2 separate regions of the Mus musculus genome follow, and region 1 is linked to region 2. Evidence: chromatin loops called from intact Hi-C (ENCODE). Cell type or tissue: left cerebral cortex. All regions are shown on one strand. Each heading gives the region's core, and the rest is flanking DNA. Links, peaks and the distances in the headings are about the cores only. Region 1 has its middle 13 kb from the start of Smap1. Region 2 overlaps Gm53062 (a long non-coding RNA gene).

Region 1 (9,641 bases), core at 803-8,802, 51 kb after region 2:
TATACCCTCTCCAGAGTTCCCAGAATTCCAAACATACACTGTCTGCAGCTGGCAAAAATCACACCCCTCTACATTTACACAATGGAGTACTACTCAGCTATTTAAAATAGTGAACTTATGAAATACTTAGGCAAATGGATAGAACTAGAAAATCTCATCCTGAGTGAGGTAACCCAATCACAAAAGAACACACATGGTGTATACACAGGGATAAGTGGATATTAGCCCAGAAGCTCGGAATACCCAAGATACAGTTCATAAACCACATGAAACTCAAGAAGAAGGAAGACCAAAGTGTGGATGCTTCGATCCTTCTTAGAAGGGGAACAAAATACCCATGGAAGGAGTTACAGAGACAAAGTGTGGAGCAGAAACTGAAGGAATGACTATCCAGAGACTGTCCCACCTGGGGATCCAACCCATAAACAACCACCAAACCCAGTCACTATCGAGGATGCCAACAAGAGCTAGCTGACAGGAGCCTGATATAGCTGTCTCCTGAGAGGCTCCACCAGTGCCTGAAAAATACAGAGGTAGATGCTCACAGCCATGCATTGGACTGAGCACAGGGCCCCCAATGAAGGAGCCAGAGTAAGTACCCAAGGAGCTGAAAGGATTTGCAGCCCCAAAGGAGGAACAACAATATGAACTAACCAGTACCCTGAGAGCTCCCAAGGACTAAACCACCAACAAAAGAGTACACATGATGGGATTCATGGCTCTAGCTGCATATGTAGCAGAGGATGGCCTAGTCGGTCATCAATGGGAGGAGAGCCCCTTGGTCCTGTGAAGAATCTATGCCCCAATGTAGGAGAATGCCAGAGCCAGGAAGAGCGGGTGTGGGTAGGTTGGTGAGCAGGGGGAGGGGGAGAGGATAGGGGGTTTTCAGAGGGGAAATCAGGAAAGGGGACAATATTTGAAATGTAAATAAAGTAAATATTTAATTTTAAAAAATCATATCCCTCCTAGAGCATGAGACATTCATAGTTTGTGGCTGTGGACAATCTAAAACAGCCCATATCCTACACCTGGGATTAAAACAAAAACATACTCATATAACATAACTGGGTTTTTAAGGAAACCATGATTCTTTCTCCAGGTGTGGCATTGTCTTACTGTGCCTAGATCATTTCTTTTGTCATAGTGTCCTCCAGTTTGATTCATACAACAATAAATGATAGCCCCACCCCCCATTTTTCAGGACTAGGTAGTATTCCACCATAGATATGTATCACATTTAGAAGAGAGGCTTCTAGCAAGGCTCAAAGAAAGAGAGTTAAGATGCATAAGGGAATACCCAGAAATGCAGAGTAAGCATCTAAGAACCAAGAGGAAAACTTAGTACAGAATCAAAAATAATGAATAAAGTCCAGGTTGGGTAGTGCAGCTTTAATCCCAGGAGGTAGAGACAAAGAGATCACTTGAGTTTGAGGATAGCCTGGTCTACCTAGTGAGTTGCAAGTCAGGCATAGGTGTATAATGAGCACTTGTCTAAAATCAAATTAAATCGAAACAAAAGAATGATGTATAAGAATGAGGGAAGCTATGCTCGGTTTCCCCGGGCGTCCATTTCGAATCATACTCCTCAATGCCTTTTACAATAGTCTTGCTACTGAAGTATTACTTATCACAACAGAATGCACATGTCCTGGGGGAACAGGTAAAGGAGATAAACAATGATGTAAACAATGGTGCAAATCACTACTCCAAATAAGATACAGGTAAGATTCTTGATGGGACCAGGCCTGAGGACACATGCCTGGACTCCCAACCAGGAGGATCATGTATTTTAGGCCACCTTGGGCAACATAGCAAGTTCAAGGCCAGCTTGAGCTACATAGGTAAAAACTTCTTCAATTGCTAGGGGCTAAGCATGTAGTTCAATGGTAGAGTGCTCATCTAGTTTGTACAGAGCCTTGGGTGTGATCTCTAGCAACACATATCCATGTGTGCACATGTGAACACACACACATGAATATACAAACACTCAGAAAGCCTTCCCAAATACAGATTGTCTAGTCATTCTCCATCCTGGTCACAGCAGCCAATTATAGGTTTGATTTCTACAGCCATATATTAGTTGTGATAATTGGAATCATACAGTATATTTTCTTTTGTTTGCTGCATGCAATGCTTATGTTATTTCCAGGCTTTGGCTAGTGTGATGGCTATTTCCGTTGTCAACCTGACTATATCTGGAATTAACTAAAACTAAATGGTTGGGCATTGTTGTAGATAGCCCTGAGGCTAATTATATTTGATGTTAATTCCGGCCTCTTGGGAGTGGCTTCGAACAAGGACGGAGTCAACACTCAGGCGATTTTCTGTAAACCTGCTTCCTACCTTAATTTGTAAAATAAAGGAGAGCTGAAGATTAGGCAGATAAAAGGGAAGGTGGAGCGTGGAGCAGAAGGTGGAGAGAAAAGAAGGAGAAAATGGTAGAGGGAGAGGAAGAAAAGCAGAACAGAAGCACATGGCCTGGAGAAACTGCAAGTTCTAAGGGGTCTCATAAGATGGGAAAGATGGTAGTGTAGCGGTAGACCTGCCCAATCTAGGCACTGAAAGACCCACAACGTGAGGACTCCTCCACGTTCTGACTCAGGAGAGGCGACACCCCAAATCACCCACAAGAAACAGTCTTGCTGCAAACTGCAAGAGGATTTTTTTTTTATTCAAGAGCGCTCTCGGGCCCACGGTCATACACCACTCAGGGGTAGAGGACCGTGGCGCCCCGAGTAGCTGAGTAAGGGGGTATTTAAAGGAAGAAACCACAACTCAAGGAAGTGGGGAGATCGATGTCAGAAATTACCAAAGATATCAGTTAAGAGTCCCAAGGAAGTGCAAAGTCACAAGAGTCGCAAGGAATACCTGGTAATTGTGCAGGTTATCTCTCAAGACAGTTTTTAAGAGCCCCTAACAATAGCACATTGCTTAGCGGGTTCCGGCAATGGTCAGGGTGACTTTTTTTGAATGAACAATCTTTGAACCCAGGAAGGGGGTGGGTGGAGGAATGTCGATATCTTTTTTATGATTAGCATTCCTTGGAGCAATGAGTCACAGAGGTTATATTCCCAAGCCTGGGCCTAAAGGCCTAGAATTTTGTTTTTAGGTTATACTTTCAGCACACAGCATGTATTCATATTAACTGAATGTGTTTTCATTTCCCAGGGCATATTTGGGTTGGAGATTTTCTGCAACAGGGTACACCTGTGAGGGACTTTTTTCTTAAATCATTTGAAGTGGGAAAACACACTTCTTACTTATTTTTATAGTATGTGCATTTGCATTTTGCTTACATGAATTCCAGTGAGAGGGTGTTGGATCTCTGGGAACTGGAGTTATGGACGTTGTGAGCTGACACATGGTTGTTGGGAATTTGGAAGAGCAGCCCAGGCTTTTTGTTTGTTTGTTTGTTTGTGTTTTCGAGACAGGGTTTCTCTGTGTAGCCCTGGCTGTCCTGGAACTCACTCTGTAGACCAGGCTAGCCTTAAACTCAGAAATCCACCTGCCTCTGCCTCCCGAGTGCTGGGATTAAAGGTGTGTGCCACCTCGCCTGGTGCAGCCCAGGCTTTTAACCACTGAGCAATCTCTCCAGCTTCAAAACCGACTTCACTATTAATCTAGTCACACATTCTGCTGCAAGCCTCTATAAAGGACACGAAAGAAGGTTGGAAGGTTGCTTTCTTTGCTTGTTCTTTTTTTTTTTTTTTTTGAATGCATTTAATTTTTTTTATTAGATATTTTCTTCATTTACATTTCAAATGCTATCCCCTTTCCTAGTTTCCTTTCTGAAAGACCCCTATACTCTTTGCTTGTTCTTACTCTCACGGTAAGTCCATTCCTTCACTGCCTTCTCTTTCCAGATTCTGGCATATACTGAAGGCCAGCTAAGACATTCAGCCCTGTCAACTGAACAACTACTAGATTATTGGGGCCTCCTAGTATGCAGCCAAGTTGGACCATAGCCTATAAGCTAATACATCCTATATCAGTCTATTAATAAATAAATAAAGATAGATAGATAGATAGATAGATAGATAGATAGATAGATAGATAGCTGGCTGGCTGGTTGTAGTTAGGATTCTCTAGAGGAACCCTAACTAATGTACCTGGGTTGTTTGGGGGTTCCCAAAGAGCCTCTTTGGCCAACAACTTGATTAGGTATAATCCATTCTTTGTACTGGAAGGTTCATTTGGTGATGAGAGATGTGTAGTCTGTCTCTCCCTAGCTTTTGGTGAGATAACTAGAGAATATGTTCTCATCTCCCCTTCCATTAGAGCATCTGATCACAGAGATGGTTTTCAAAGACACTTCTCATGGTAGCCTTCTTCCCTCTCATGAGAGGTGTAGCAGGAACCTGATTAGTCACCCGAGATGCCTACAACACTACAGGACGACTGTGGTGATGTTGCTGTAGTAAGTGAGGAGAGGCCCTTGATCCTGTGAAGGCTAGATGCCCAATGTGTAGGGGAATGCCAGGGTGGGGAAGCAGGAGTGGGTGGGTGGGAGGGGGAGCACTCTCGTAGAAGCAGGGGGGTGGGAGATGGGATAGTTGGGGTTCAGAGGGGAAACCAGGAAAGGGGATAACATTTGAAATGTGAACAAATCGAAAACCCAAAAAACCCAAAAAAAAAAAAAAAAAAAAAAGAAATGTGAACAAAGGGGGAAAAAAAAACAACCCAAAACACACACAAAAACAAAAACCCAAAACCAAACCAAAACCAAAACCAGGGTTTTTCCCCACAATAGCCACAAGGGGACTAGTGTGGAGGATGTTAATCCTATCCCCTTCCTGACCTGCCCCATCACGGGGCAGGCCCTAGACTTGCTAATTCATTGCGATGAAATCCTGCAGAGACAGGGCCAGCAGGAGAGCTGACTCCTTTCCCCCTGTCTAAACCCGTTCCCCACCCTTTGGCTTCCCACTGCCTCCCTGGGGTGCTCTTAGTTTTAAGCAAGTAAGGAGGAGGCAGACTGAGGAGCAGAAAGGATTGTCCCTTTAAGTCTCCCACATCTCTAGGCTCATCAAAGGCTGAGTGGGAGGAGGGCGTTGTGGGTAATCTGGCTGCTGGAGTGAGTAGGACAGAAAAGAGAGGGAGAAAGCAGCCACTCTGCAGGCTGGGAAAGATTCAGACCCCCCTTAACGTCTGGCACCTCTATAAAAGCTGCATATTCCCCAAAAGCAATTTTTGAAAACCCTCTAATCTTTGAAGCTTGGACTTAAATAGCCACTCCTTCCAGGAACCTAATGGAAATCCAAGCCTCGGGGCATGCTCACAAGGGCTCAACCTGGGGCATCTCCTCTTCCCAGGTATCCGAGGTTCTCCTATGTGGACACTTGATGCTTCTTGAGGCTGGCATGGAAAAGAGCCCTTGGTCCTCACATAATGAAGCTGCCTCCAGGGGCGGAGGCTGAAGTGGAGACTGAATCTGGGGTGGGCCAGAGCTGTGAGAAGATTTGGAGGTTGGAAAGTGGGTGGAGCTGAAGCGTGTGGCTAAGCTAACAGCTAGTATAGTAAAGCTCTTACGGTCTTATACAAATCTTCCGTGCACATTATTTTCATTCCTCTTGGAGTAGAATTGTTGAAATACAGATGCTTATTTGCAATTTGTTTTTCCACATGCTTACACAATTCCATGTTCCTGCTGGCAACGTGACTTTTAGTTGTTTACCAACTTAATATTAATATTGCCAATCTTTTAAAAGATTTAGTCATCAGAGCAGGTTGAAGGTGAAACCACGCTGCGGTTTTTACTTATATTTCCCCAATGATTAATAGTGGGCTTATTGGTGGCTCATATATCTCTTTTGTGTTGTCCCTGGATCTTACCATTTTATGGCTCATTTCTTACTGTCTTTTGAATTCCTTACACAATTCTCAACCAATGTTTTGTCTTTGTCATGTATTCCAGATATGGTCACTGCCTTAGTTACTCTTCTTTTGCTGCGGCAAAACATCAAGACCGCCGGGCGTGGTGGCGCACGCCTTTAATCCCAGCACTCGGGAGGCAGAGGCAGGTGGATCTCTGAGTTCGAGGCCAGCCTGGTCTACAAAGTGAGTTCCAGGACAGCCAGGGCTATACAGAGAAACCCTGTCTCGAAAAACCAAACCAAACCAAAACAAAGCATCAAGACCAAGGCAACTTATTAAAGAAAGCATTCAGTTAGTCTTACCCTTTCGGAGGGTAAAGTCCAAGATGGCTTGTTGGCAGGAACATGTGGCAACTGAGAGGACGCTTAGAACAATGGGAGACCTCTGAAATGTCAAGGTCTGTCCCTATGACATACCTCTTAATCCAACAGGCTCTCACCTCTTAATCCTTCCCAAACAGTTCACCAACTAGGACCCTAGTATTCAAACATACAAGCCGGGGGGTCGGGGGTTTGCCACTCAAACCTCCATGTTCTCTAAATCTAGTTTGCCTTTTTCCTTTTTTTTTTTTTTTCTTTTTTAAAAAGGCTTCACTTAGGGTAGGCTGACCTCAAACTCATTATGTACCAGACAATGGTCTTAAACAGTGCTCTGTCTGCCTCTAGCTACCAAGTGCTGGGATTAAAGGTCTGAGCCACCACACTTGGATTATATTTTTACTTAGTCTTCAGGAGGAGGAAACTTGAAATTTAAAGATATATATATATATATATTTTCTTCTATGGCCAGTACTTCTTCTGTCCTAAGAAATCTTTGCCTTTCCTAAGGCGAAAAGGGATGCATTTCAAACATTTTAAACCAGCAGTTTTAAACAAATCTATATCAGCTCCCTTCTTCCTTCCTGCTAGTATATGGTGACTTTTAGTTGATAGTTGTGAAGATGATAATTTTGGTAAGAAAGTAAAATGTGACACCAGGAGAAAATGCCATGTGTGTAGTAAAATGTCTTATCACAGCAATTCTTTAAAGGATTCTTTAAAAGACTAGAAAAAAGAGGCTTTCGTGGCTTCATCTGTTCAGGACTGTCTTAGTTAGGATTTTACTGCTGTGAACAGATACCATGACCAAGGCAACTCTTATAAGGACAACATTTAATTGGGGCTGGCTTACAGGTTCAGAGGTTCAGTCCATTATCATCAAGGTGTGAACATGGCAGCATCCAGGCAGGCATAGTGCAGGCAGAGCTGAGAGTTCTATCTTCATCTGAAGGCTGCTAACTGAATACTGGCTTCCAGGTAGCTAAGTTGAGGGTATTTAAGCCCATCCCCATTGTCACACACCCACTCTAACAAGGCCACACCTGCTCCCCCCCCCCCCACGCACAGAGGAGAGATACTTACAGTTACTCTTCTCTCTGTGCAATCTTGGCAGGAGTTTGGGGCCCCTTGCATAAGGCCCTAACCCTTACATTCATGATGATGTTGCCTTAATGATCTAATCTCCCACAGCCTCACCACTTGATGTGATCAAACTGGCGTGTAGCTTTCCATGTATTCATGTTGCAAGGCTGCAAACATTCAGATGGGTGCTCATTATCAGCAATGGGAGACCTCTTTACATTTGTCTAACAGTTAAAGAATCTAAGGGAAAGCCAACCAGCCCGTTTTCAGAAAGGACAGAGGCTGGGGTGTCTGTGGGGATCCAGGATCAGGACAGGAGAACTAGGCTGCTAGGCAGATGAGTAACCTCCAGCTGTTTCCTGATGATGGTCTTTTCCTGAGCCTCAGCTTTCAAAAGAAAAGTAGCTGAGTGACCACGTGTACTCTAAGGGTGGAGGCTGTCAGTCATTCCTGAAAGAGGAATAATGGTTCAAAGTAAAACAGAGGCATCACCTCTATAATAATCAGGGACAGATTCCAGGCAGACCCGCCCAACACATCCATTGTACATGTATCTTTTAGCTTAGATTTATATCTCCTCTCTACATAAAATTAAATAACTGAGTCTTTCCTCCTGCAGCTGAGCTTGTTGAAGGTAGAGTCCTGCTCAGATCATATCTGTGAGGGCAGAGTGTACTCAGTCTTTAGGATTTGCTGTTAGAGCCACTTTCAATTTCGAGGTTGACAGTACATTTATCAATACTTAGAATTTATTCATCTAAACTGAAATGCAGATTCTGTGAAATATATTATTAAAGGAGAGGAAAGACTGATATACCAAATAAAATATGGTGTTTTGATCAGGATTGGAAGGGAATTAGAAGTGATATAAAGAAGGAGAGGAAGATAGATCCGGTGGTCATCTGATGATCTGAGTTCAAACCCCAGAGCCCACAGGGTGGATGGAGAGGATCAACTCTCACGGGCTCTCCTCTGGTCTCTACACCCACAGCACAGAACACAAGTGAGTATAGACACACGCATTAATTAATAAATGTAAGAAACCTAAAAAGAAGAGCCACAAATTGGATTTATGAAACAGAACTGCGTATGTTAGATTATATTTTTTTAAACGTTGCTTTAAAAGGTATGTTTCAGCTAGGCATGGTGGTGCGTGCCTTTAATTCTAGTGCTTAAGAGGCAGATGCAGGAGGATTTCTATGAGTTTGAGGCCAGCATGGTCTATATAGGGAATTCCAGGTCAGCTAAGGCTATATACTAAGACCCTGTCTTGAATATGTATGATAAAGATAAATATATTTAGGACATATACATTATAATATATGTGAGATAAGTATATATAAGATAAAAATAAACATATTTGAGACAGAGTTTTATGAGATAAAATAAATATATTTGAGGCTATATGTATTTGAATACAGTAGAAAAGACCAATTATTAGATACTGATTTTTTGATTTATCTAGTGATTTCCTTAAAGCACTGTTCGCACTGTCTGTTTGCCAAGCATGATGTTACTTGCTGCCTGGAACAGAATGACCTGGAGGAATGGCTGAAACATTGGGTCATTGCCCTTAGCAACCTGCTGACTGCAAAGTCTGCTTCTGTAAGATTCTGCTTGCTTGCCAGCACTGCCCTATGGTTTTAGAGTATAAAATGAGAATATACACTGAACGTTCAAGAGCTGTCCTGGCTTAGTTCCACTGGTGACATCTCCTCTCTTCTACTCTCATTGTTGTCAGAGTGCTTATTCCAGAAAATCCTGTGTGTGTGTGTGTGTGTGTGTGTGTGTGTGTGTGTATTGAGTTATGTTTCTTAGTTTCACTTCTGGAAGCTAAATGTTTTTATATATAGGCACTAACATTCAATCTCACTTATTCATTTGTTCACTCATTCTCTCAGCAGATATTTGTTAAAGGCTTCCGTGTGTATTAGCAGTGTATTGAAAACCCTAGGTAAGCTGGTCTTTGTGTAAAATAGTCCATCAGTTATCATAGTAGAAAAGAATGAGATTATAACTGTTTAGTTTAGTAGCTCTTGTGGGTTATTAGCTTATTTGTTTGTTTAGGGTGTGTGTGTGTGTGTGTGTGTGTGTGTGAGAGAGAGAGAGAGAGAGAGAGAGAGAGAGAGAATATTCTAGACCAGCTAGAGCTACACAGTAAGACTTTGTCTCAAATATATATAATAAAATAAATATATTTGAGATGCATATTATAATATATATGAGATAAAATATATCTGTATATACAGATATATACTGTATATAGCCAAGGTTGGCTTCAAGCTCCCGATTCTTCTGCCCCACACCTTGAGTGATATTATAGGTATGCACTACTGTCTCCTTCCTATTCATCATGTGTTTTCCTTC
Region 2 (9,641 bases), core at 776-8,775:
TTTTTTGTATCCATTTCTCTGTTGAGGGACATCTGGGTTCTTTCCAGCTTCTGGCTATTATAAATAAGGCTACTATGAACATAGTGGAGCATGTGTCCTTCTTACTGGTTGGAACATCTTCTGGATATATGCCCAGGAGAGGTATTGCGAGATCCTCCGGTAGTACTGTGTCCAAATTTCTGAGGAACCGCCAGACTGATTTCCAGAGTGGTTGTACAAGCTTGCAATCCCACCAACAATGGAGGAGTGTTCTTCTTTCTCCACATCCTCGCCAGCATCTGCTGTCACCTGAATTTTTGATCTTAGCCATTCTGACTGGTGTGAGATGGAATCTCAAGGTTGTTTTGATTTGCATTTCTCTGATGATTAAGGATGCTGAGCATTTTTTCAGGTGCTTCTCAGCCATTCGGTATTCCTCAGGTGAGAATTCTTTGTTTAGCTCTGAGCTCCATTTTTTAATGGGGTTATTTGATTTTTCTGGAGTCCACCTTCTTGAGTTCTTTGTATATATTGGATATTAGTCCCCTATCTGATTTAGGATATGTAAATATCCTTTCCCAATCAGTTGGTGGCCTTTTTGTCTTATTGACGGTGTCTTTTGCCTTGCAGAAGCTTTGCAGTTTCATGAGGTCCCATTTGTCAATTCTCAATCTTACAGCACAAGCCATTGCTGTTCTATTCAGGAATTTTTCCCCTGTGCCCATATCTTCGAGGCTTTTCCCCACTTTCTCCTCTATAAGTTTCAGTGTCTGGTTTTATGTGGAGTTCCTTGATCCACTTAGATTTGACCTTAGTACAAGGAGATAGGAATGGATCATTTCACATTCTTCTACATGATAACCACCAGTTGTGCCAGCACCATTTGTTGAAAATGCTGTCTTTCTTCCACTGGATGGTTTTAGCTCCCTTGTCAAAGATCAAGTGACCATAGGTGTGTGGGTTCATTTCTGGGTCTTCAATTCTATTCCATTGGTCTACTTGTCTGTCACTATACCAGTACCATGCAGTTTTTATCACAATTGCTCTGTAGTAAAGCTTTAGGTCAGGCATGGTGATTCCACCAGAGGTTCTTTTATCCTTGAGAAGAGTTTTTGCTATCCTAGGTTTTTTGTTATTCCAGATGAATTTGCAGATTGCTCTTTCTAATTCATTGAAGAATTGAAATTTTGATGGGTATTGCATTGAATCTGTAGATTGCTTTTGGCAAGATAGCCATTTTTACAATGTTTATCCTGCCAATCCATGAGCATGGGAGATCTTTCCATCTTCTGAGATCTTCTTTAATTTCTTTCTTCAGAGACTTGAAGTTTTTATCATACAGATCTTTCACTTCCTTAGTTAGAGTCACGCCAAGATATTTTATATTATTTGTGACTCTTGAGAAGGCTGTTGTTTCCCTAATTTCTTTCTCAGCCTGTTTATCCTTTGTATAGAGAAAGGCCATTGACTTGTTTGAGTTAATTTTATATCCAGCTACTTCACCGAAGCTGTTTATCAGGCTTAGGAGTTCTCTGGTGGAATTTTTAGAGTCACTTATATATACTATCATATCATCTGCAAATAATGATATTTTGACTTCATCTTTTCCAATTTGTATCCCAAGGGAAGGAATTCTATACCTGTCATCCACCCAGAGACCTGGGAGTGGACAAGCGTTCTACGCTAGTGCTGTTTATGCCGAGACCACATCGGAGCCTTCCCCAGAGCCCGATCATAAGCTCGCTTTTCTCACTTAGTCTCTAAGTCCCATCTTTATGTCATATGTTGTCCATCTGTGGAACCTATCTTTAAGCTGTCAGATGGACTTTACAAAGCGTTTCCCTGTCGTCACGTCCGATTCTTATTTAGCTTCCTTTGTTCCTCAAAGAGGTTTCTGCATGCTTTATTGGGCACACAGGATTGAATTCATTATCACCAGAAAAAAAAAATCATCAAAATTTGCTGGGCTTAAATATGCCTAAAATAAGCGACTCGGGGTCAGACTCGGAAGTTTGAGTCAACACCGGCTCCTGAGTTTGATAGGCTGAGCTGCCTTCTCCCCTCCCACTGGTCAGTCATCACTCGCTGACCCTGGACATCACAGAGACCCTTACAACTAACCCCCGCCCCCAATCTGGATAGTTCACAGATGTTTCCCCCAATAAAACTCAGTTTTCATCCTGTCTTGCCATCTGTTTCTTAGAGAACCCAAATTAACATTCATAAATTACAAAGAACAGTTTATAGTAGAAAATGTAGCACAAAGCATATGGCTATTTGTAGCAAAATCACAATTTAAGTAATTTCAGGTTCCTTGCAGGACCTCAATACAGTCATAAGCCAATGCTTTAGGTTTAAGACATAAACCTGGGTATCTTTTCTTATTTACTACTTCCATTGAACTAAGTTATGCCCAGCTTTTTTATTTATTTTGAAATCTGCTGCTATGCTAACCAAGGACCAGAATATAATAGTACCTATTATTGAACTTGTAACAACAAATCTGAAAGCATGTTCTTTTACTAATGTCTTTAATAAACTCCAACTCAGGCTGGTGAGATGGCTCAGCGGTTAAGTATACTGACTGTTCTTCCAACGGTCCTGAGTTCAAATCCCAGCAACCACATGGTGGCTCACAACCATCTCATAATGAGATCTGATTCCCTCTTCTGGAGTGTCTGAAGACAGCTACAGTGTACTTACATGTAATAATAAATAAATCTTTAAAAATAAAAATAAAGATAAACTCATACTGGTTGGTCTTGAAATTATTTTGTGTGGAGAAGTGATTAATCTTGATTTCTCTGGGTTCAGACGCCTAAAAGATGACAGGAACTCCTCGGGGAGCTGCCAACGAAAAGCTGGAGATGTACTTCCCTCCGCCCCTGATGTCGCTGCCAACCTCTTTAAGGTTGTAAAGGATTCTAAGCCTCGGCTAAGGTCACAGCCCATCCAACACTTTGATTTCAGCCAGGTGAGGCCTGGAAGAGCAGCTTGGTTCCATTTTGCTTGTGGAAACATTAATTTATCTTGCTGTGTGATGTTAATTTCCCATGCAAAAATGAAAACTAATTCAAGTTGCTATCACTGCAGCCTTGACCTTGTCTCTAGATAAATATTCGGGTTAGCTTTTAAGTGCTGTGTTCTACCTAGCCTAGATCCACCACATTCTAACCTGAGTCTGTGTGTGTGTGTGTGTACTTGTGTGTATGTATATACAAAATTCCCTCTGAAAAAATGCCATTCTGAAAAGGCTCATGCCATTCTGAGTTAAAATAAATGGAGTCCTACTACCTATTACTTCAGAGTGAATTCCTTCCCTATGTAGCCTCCCATGCCTGTGAGCCAATGCCTACTTATTTACCATTGTGGTTTTGTACAAAGTGGTAAATCTACTGGGCTTAACTTCCTTCATCTCCTCACAGCCTGAGTCTCCATCACCAACTAGAAAGGTAAGTTTGTTTCCTTTCCCTACAGTGGTTCCCAGAAACTGTCACCCAGCCCTGATATCCTACACCTGAAGTTGGCATCTCAGAGCTGAGCCATTGGGCCTGTCAGTAATATCAGATAATCTTTTCACTCAAAAGGACATTTTGACAGCATCTATATTGACAGTTGTTTTGATTTAGAAATATCGGTACTTTAAAACTTTTATATTGCCCTACACATGTGTTGTCTTAATTCTTTTTTGCAAATTTACTAATGAAATTATTTTGTCTAGTAAGTGTTTTTCAAAATATGACTCAGAATCTTTTTAGAATTATTAGTCTATTTCTGGGAAGGGGTGTGTGAAAAGGCATGCATGCCATGTGGAGGTCAGAGGACAAATTGCAGAAATAGTTTTTTCCCACCCACCAGTCAGGTTGCCTGGCTTACCTGCAGTGTCTTTAACCACAGAGCCATCTCATTGATCCGGGCTCTCCTGAGATTTTTAACACCAATATGAAAAAGTAAGTACTACCTGGAGTCAGGTCACATGATGTGTACCTGTAGTCCCTGAGAACACAGGATTGCTAGAGCCTTTGAGTATGGGAATAGCCCGGATGATGTCATAAGGCTCTGTCTCAAATGAACCAACACATATACAGATATAGGCAATAGCCTAGGAAGAGGAGGGTGGACCAGGTCTCATGAGGGTGGACTAGGTCTGGCGAATGCCCTGTATGAGAGAAGTAAAAAGCTCTGGAGGAGACCTGGAGGGACTAATTGGACTAACTGGACTCTGCATTGTTCTAAGAACATAAATTGTCACAAAACATTCACCTACATTTTCGGTAAGTAAGCCAAGAATTTCACACAGTCTGAAACTGACCCCACTTATTTAAGATATTATTTTATGGATGTGGGTGTTTGTCTGTATGCATGTACACTATTCTTGTACCTGGTACCCACAGAGGTCAGAAGAGGGCATCAGATCTCCTGAAACTGGAGTTACAGCCAGTTGCAAGCTGGGTAAGTTGGGTGCTGAGAACTAAACCCAGGATCTCTGAAAGAATAACAAGCACTTTTAACTGCTGGGTGACTTTTCTGGCTTGTGGGAGCACACATGATGTTTGGAGAGAGTATAAATAGGACTCAGTAGACAGTGGCAGGGCACTTCCACAGCTAGCCGTGCAACATTTCCTCGGTCTTGCATCTTTGCTGATGTTCACTTTGTTGAGAGAGGCATGGCAGAGAACTTCTCCTGGCATCCCAGCTGGTCCTGGTCACTCTCTCTCCCGATGACTTGTGCAGATTTAGCAGCGGCCTGGCATCATCATCTGGATCTGCTGGATCATCATCTCCCCACCTCCCCTAACTGCTGATTCCTGTTTGGTGAGACTTTTGAACTGGACTATTGGAATCCTGACACTACTGAATTGGACTGCTGGTATCCTGACAAACAGAAATTGGAATCGCCCCAAGGAACCCCAAGGAAGATGTAAACAAGTCCACATCCCCTTGTCCTATTTACCATTTTTTCTCCCCTACCCTTGGACAGTGGGCTAGAAGGTCAAAGCAGTTGAGAACCCTTACTAAGGTAGTTCCTGGGTATTTCTGTGTCTCTGTCTTTAAGAGCTAGACTAATAGGTAGATTACCACCCTTACCTGACATATATGTGGGCTTCTTGGGATCTGAACTCCGGTCCTCATGATGGTATCACAAGTGCATTCTTAACCACTGAGCAATCTTCCCACCTCCCCACACCACCACCATTACAATTTTTGGATAGAAGCTATTTCCTTGTTGGTCTCCATAGGAGGTAAGGGAGGGCTAGAAAAAAAAAATAATAACCACTCTCTGTAGGTAAGTCCCTAAGGGACTATGGCCAGGGAAAACTCAGTATTTTTTCTTGTCAGTTATAAAAAAAACTTTTTAAAATGCTCCATTTCTGCTCAAATTCATTTGATATCACCACTATGATTTTCCTCAGTTTTAAAGCTAGAATCTGTCTACAATTTTTAAGTTCCATAAATAGCAACCTCCTACTTAGATCCCAAATGGAAACCTATGTATACTGCTCTGTCATCAAGCCATCTTGACACAGATGCACAGAGGAAAAAGTCCAAGAAATAAGGAAAAATAGACAAACTATATCTATAAAGGTTATATACATTTTGATGATATAACTAATTATCAATAAAATATTGTCAAACCACTTTTATTTTAATTTTTTTCAAAAAAAATTCCCCTTAAAACAAATAGATAAGGCTGTAGGATGTTAACTTTTGTAGCCACCTCAAATACAAAGCCATTAATCAGTCTTAGCAATTGTGCTGACTAGTTTTATCAAGCTTGAGTCATCAGAGAGGGGTAGACCTCAATTGAGACCTTCCTAATATCAGGCTGCAGATAAGCCTGTAGGGCATTTTCTTAATTAGTGATTAATGGGGAGTACCCAGCCCATTGTGGGCAGTGCCACCTCTGAGCTGTGGTCCTGAATTCTGTAAGAAAGCAGGCTGAGCAAGCCTTGGGGAACAAGCCAGTAAGCAGCACCCCTCCATGGTCTTTGCATCGGTTCTTGCCTCCAGGTCCTTCCCCGTTTGAGTTCCTGTCTTGGCGGGCCTCCCTCAGTGGACTGTGACTCAGGATATATATATCCAAAAAGGAAGCCTATCCCCCACAAGGTGCCTTCGCTCATTGTGTTTCTTCACAGCAATAATGGTAACCCTAAGACAGCAATATAAATCAAGTATCATGATGCCCAAAAGAAATATATATTAGTGTGCACATGCATGTGTGTGTGTGTGTGTGTGTGTGTGTGTGTGTGTGTGTTGTGTATTCCTCAGGCACTGAGCAATCTAGTATCTGGAAATACTCATAAGAAGTCCAGGGAAAATGACTGTGGTTCACTGACTTATTTACCTCAAGCTTTATCAACCATAACCTATTAACATGTGCTAATAGATGGACCTCAGAGCGTTACCATTTTAGAAACAGAACTTGCACAGACATGATTCATGAATCAGCGAGTACAAAACTTCAATGGTTCAGGGGTCCATGGATGGTGCACAAAAGAAAGCTCTTATAGTGTATTCACCAAAGAGTGACAAATCTCCAGATGGTGATTTCTGACTGGTTGAGCTAAAGCTTTGTTGTCTTAAGCTACCACCATTCACTCAGGGAAGAGTTTGGTATTCTTAGTTGCAACCCAACACCCTGGAGTTACCTGAATCCAGTGAATTCCCAGCTATGTATGGAATCATATGGAAGGGAGGAATGTGGGGGCCCAAGGGTGGCATCTAGGTTCTGTTGTTGAAGAATGAAGAGTAACACTCTCCTAGGACAGAACTAGAGTGGGGCAGGCTTGTTTCCTGAGTGATGAGGCACATGATGGGAAGATGCAGTAGGTTTATGGTATTTATTTCAGGGTCATAACTACCAGATCTTAATTATGGGCTTTAGATATTGAAAGCAGCATTCAACTGAGTCAACCACATACAGAGACACAAAGATCAGATGGATGAAGCCATGCTCTGCTCATTGGCTGTAAGGCCAGAGGTTACGTTTCTGCCTCACCAAGTCAGGGCTCTTAAACTTTGTATCAATGGCATCTCTTGAAACTGATGTTAAGATGCCAGTTATGTAGAAGAGAAAGTAGGTTTCTGATTTGAATTTGTTTTATGGGTGTACTGCATTATATCAGGAATAAAATAGTTTTCTATGCATACAGCCATTTCAGTGCATAACAGAATATGAACAAAGGTAAATAAGTATGTATCTTCTTTTCACTCATCCATCTGTTCATTAATTTAGTTTTAATTTTACGTGTATGGGTATTTTATTTGCAGGTATGTCTGTGTACCGTATGCCCTCAGACTCCAAAAATGAGCGCCAGATTCCCCAAGAATGAAATTACAAACAGCGGTGAGCTCCCATGTGTGTGCTGAGAATCAAACCTCTGTCCTCTGGAAAAGCAGCCAGTACGCTTAACTGCTGAGCAGCCATTGCTCCAGCCCCAAGAAGTGCATATCTTTTTAGCCTTAGAAGTGAATTATTAGCCCCTATTCCAAAGATTCTTGGCAAGCCAATTTGCTTTCTCATACAGCGATCTACCTGCTTCAGTAAGTGTGCTGGGATTTGTTCTAGCTTCTGAGTTAACAACATTAATGTAGCAACTACTCCTTTGTGGATTGAGACACCTTAGGGGTTACGTAGCAGATATCCTGCATAGCAGATATTTATATTAGGACTCATCACAGTATCAAAATTACAGTTATAAAGTAGCAACAAGATAATTTCATAGTTAGGGGTCACCACAACATGAGAAACTGTATTAAAGGGTCACAGCATTAGGAAGGCTGAGAACCACTGCTCTAGCGAAGGAAAAAAAAAGAGGAAGTAAGCACACTGAAGAGGCGTAGATGGCAAGTAATAATGAAACTGAGAGCTGGAATCCATGAAATAGTAAAAAAGAGAACAATACCAAGATTCAATGAAACAAAGAGTTGGTTCATTGAGAATATCAAAAAGAGAGGCAATCCCTTACCCAAACTACCTAAAGGAGAAAGATAGAATATCCAAATTTACAAAATCAGAAGCAAAAGTGGGTACATAACAACAAACACTGAGGAATTCCAAAGAATCATAAGGATGTACTTCAAAAACCTGTATCCCACCAAATTGGAAAACCTAAAAGAAATGGATAATGTTCCCAATAGGTGCCACGTAACAAAGTTAAATCAAGATCAGATAAGCAAAAATCCCTGGTGAAATAGAGGCAGTCATTAAAAGTCTCCCAACCAAAATAAATAAATAAATAATCCCAGTGCCAGATGGTTTTAACACGTGATTCAACCAGACTTTCAAAGAAGAGTTAGTGCCAATACTCCTCAGATCATTACACAAAAGAAAAATAGAAGGGACATTGCCCAATTCATTTTATGAGACCACAGTTACCCTGATGCCTAAACCTCATAAAGACTCAACCAAGAAAGTGAATTATAGATCAATTTCCCTTATGAGCACAGAAGCAAACATAGTTAATAAAATACTTACGAAACAAATCCAAGAACACACCAAAAAGATCATTCACTGTGATCAAGTAGGCTTCAGTCAGAAGATACAGGGATGGCTCAATATCCAAAAGTCAGTAAATGCAATTCACCATATAAACAAACTGAAAGATAAAAAAAAGCATATGATCATTTCATAGATGCAGAAAAATCCTTTGAAAAATCAAAACACCTTTATGGTAGAAGTCTTGAAGAGATTAAGGATACAAGGGGCATACCTAAATAGAATAATGACAACTAACAGCAAGCCTGTAGCAAACATCAAATTAAATGAAGAGAAACTCAAAGCAACTCCATTAAAATCAGAAACAAGAAGAGGCTCTCTCCTTATCCGTTCAACATAGTACTTGAAGTTCTAGCTAGAGCAATAAGATAACTAAAGGAGATCAAGGGGATACAAATTGGAAAGAAATCAAAGTATAGTTATTTACAGAAGATATGATAGTATATCCAAATGACCCTAAAAATTCCACCAAGGATCTCCTACAGCTCACAAACACTTTGAGTAAAGTGGTTGGATACAAGATTAACTATAAATCAATCAATCAATCAATTAATCAGTCATCATCCTCTGTATAATAGCCTCAAATAATATAAAATATCTTGGGGTAACTCTAAGCAAGCAAGGGAGAGTCTTGTATGATATTTTTTAAAGAAAGAAATTGAAGAAGATATGAGAAGATGAAATGATATTCCATGGACATTCTACCAAAAGCAATCTACAGGTTCATTGCAATTCCCGTGAAAACTCCAACACAGTTTTTTACATAGCTGGAAAGGACAATTCTCAACTTCATAGGAAAAAACAGAACACTCAGGAGAGCTAAATTGATCCTGAACAATAAAAGAATAATAAAAGAACTCATAAATAAAAGAACAATAAAAGATTTTTTACCAACTCCACATCCAATAGATACAATCATCTTTGTCTCCTTTAGTTGTCTCGTTGCTATAGCTAAAACTTCAAGTACTATATTGAATAGCTGTGGAGAGAATGTACAACCTTGTCTTGTTCCTAATATCCAAAATATTTAAAGAACTCAGAAAACTAGATACCAAAAAAAAAAAAAACCCAAATAATCCAATTAAGAAAAGGGGTACCAATCTAAACAGAATTCTCAATAAAGGAATCTCAAAGAGCTGAGAAACATTTAAAGAAATGTTCA

The links. Peaks named below come from ENCODE experiments on the same cell type or tissue, not always from the same donor. Only the 100,000 strongest peaks of a DNase experiment are listed, where the experiment ranks them.
Region 1: a loop joins it to region 2, with 1.9 times the contacts of the local background. A loop is called at or near these places in 2 of 42 quality-filtered maps.

What each region holds. Positions count from the first base shown.
Region 1 is chr1:23,930,681-23,940,321 of GRCm38, reverse strand. No RefSeq gene overlaps it. Among named protein-coding and RNA genes, the nearest start is that of Smap1, 13 kb to the right of the region's middle. In left cerebral cortex, for the core only: a CTCF peak has its summit at 4,801; DNase peaks (open chromatin) are centred at 5,085 and 5,393; H3K27ac peaks cover 323 bases.
Region 2 is chr1:23,981,462-23,991,102 of GRCm38, reverse strand. It overlaps Gm53062 (a long non-coding RNA gene), which reads right to left. Exons shown (of 5, transcript XR_865295.2): 3 at 8,459-8,579. Among named protein-coding and RNA genes, the nearest start is that of Gm53062, 8.7 kb to the right of the region's middle. In left cerebral cortex, for the core only: no CTCF peak of the experiment used is centred there; DNase peaks (open chromatin) are centred at 1,816 and 5,454.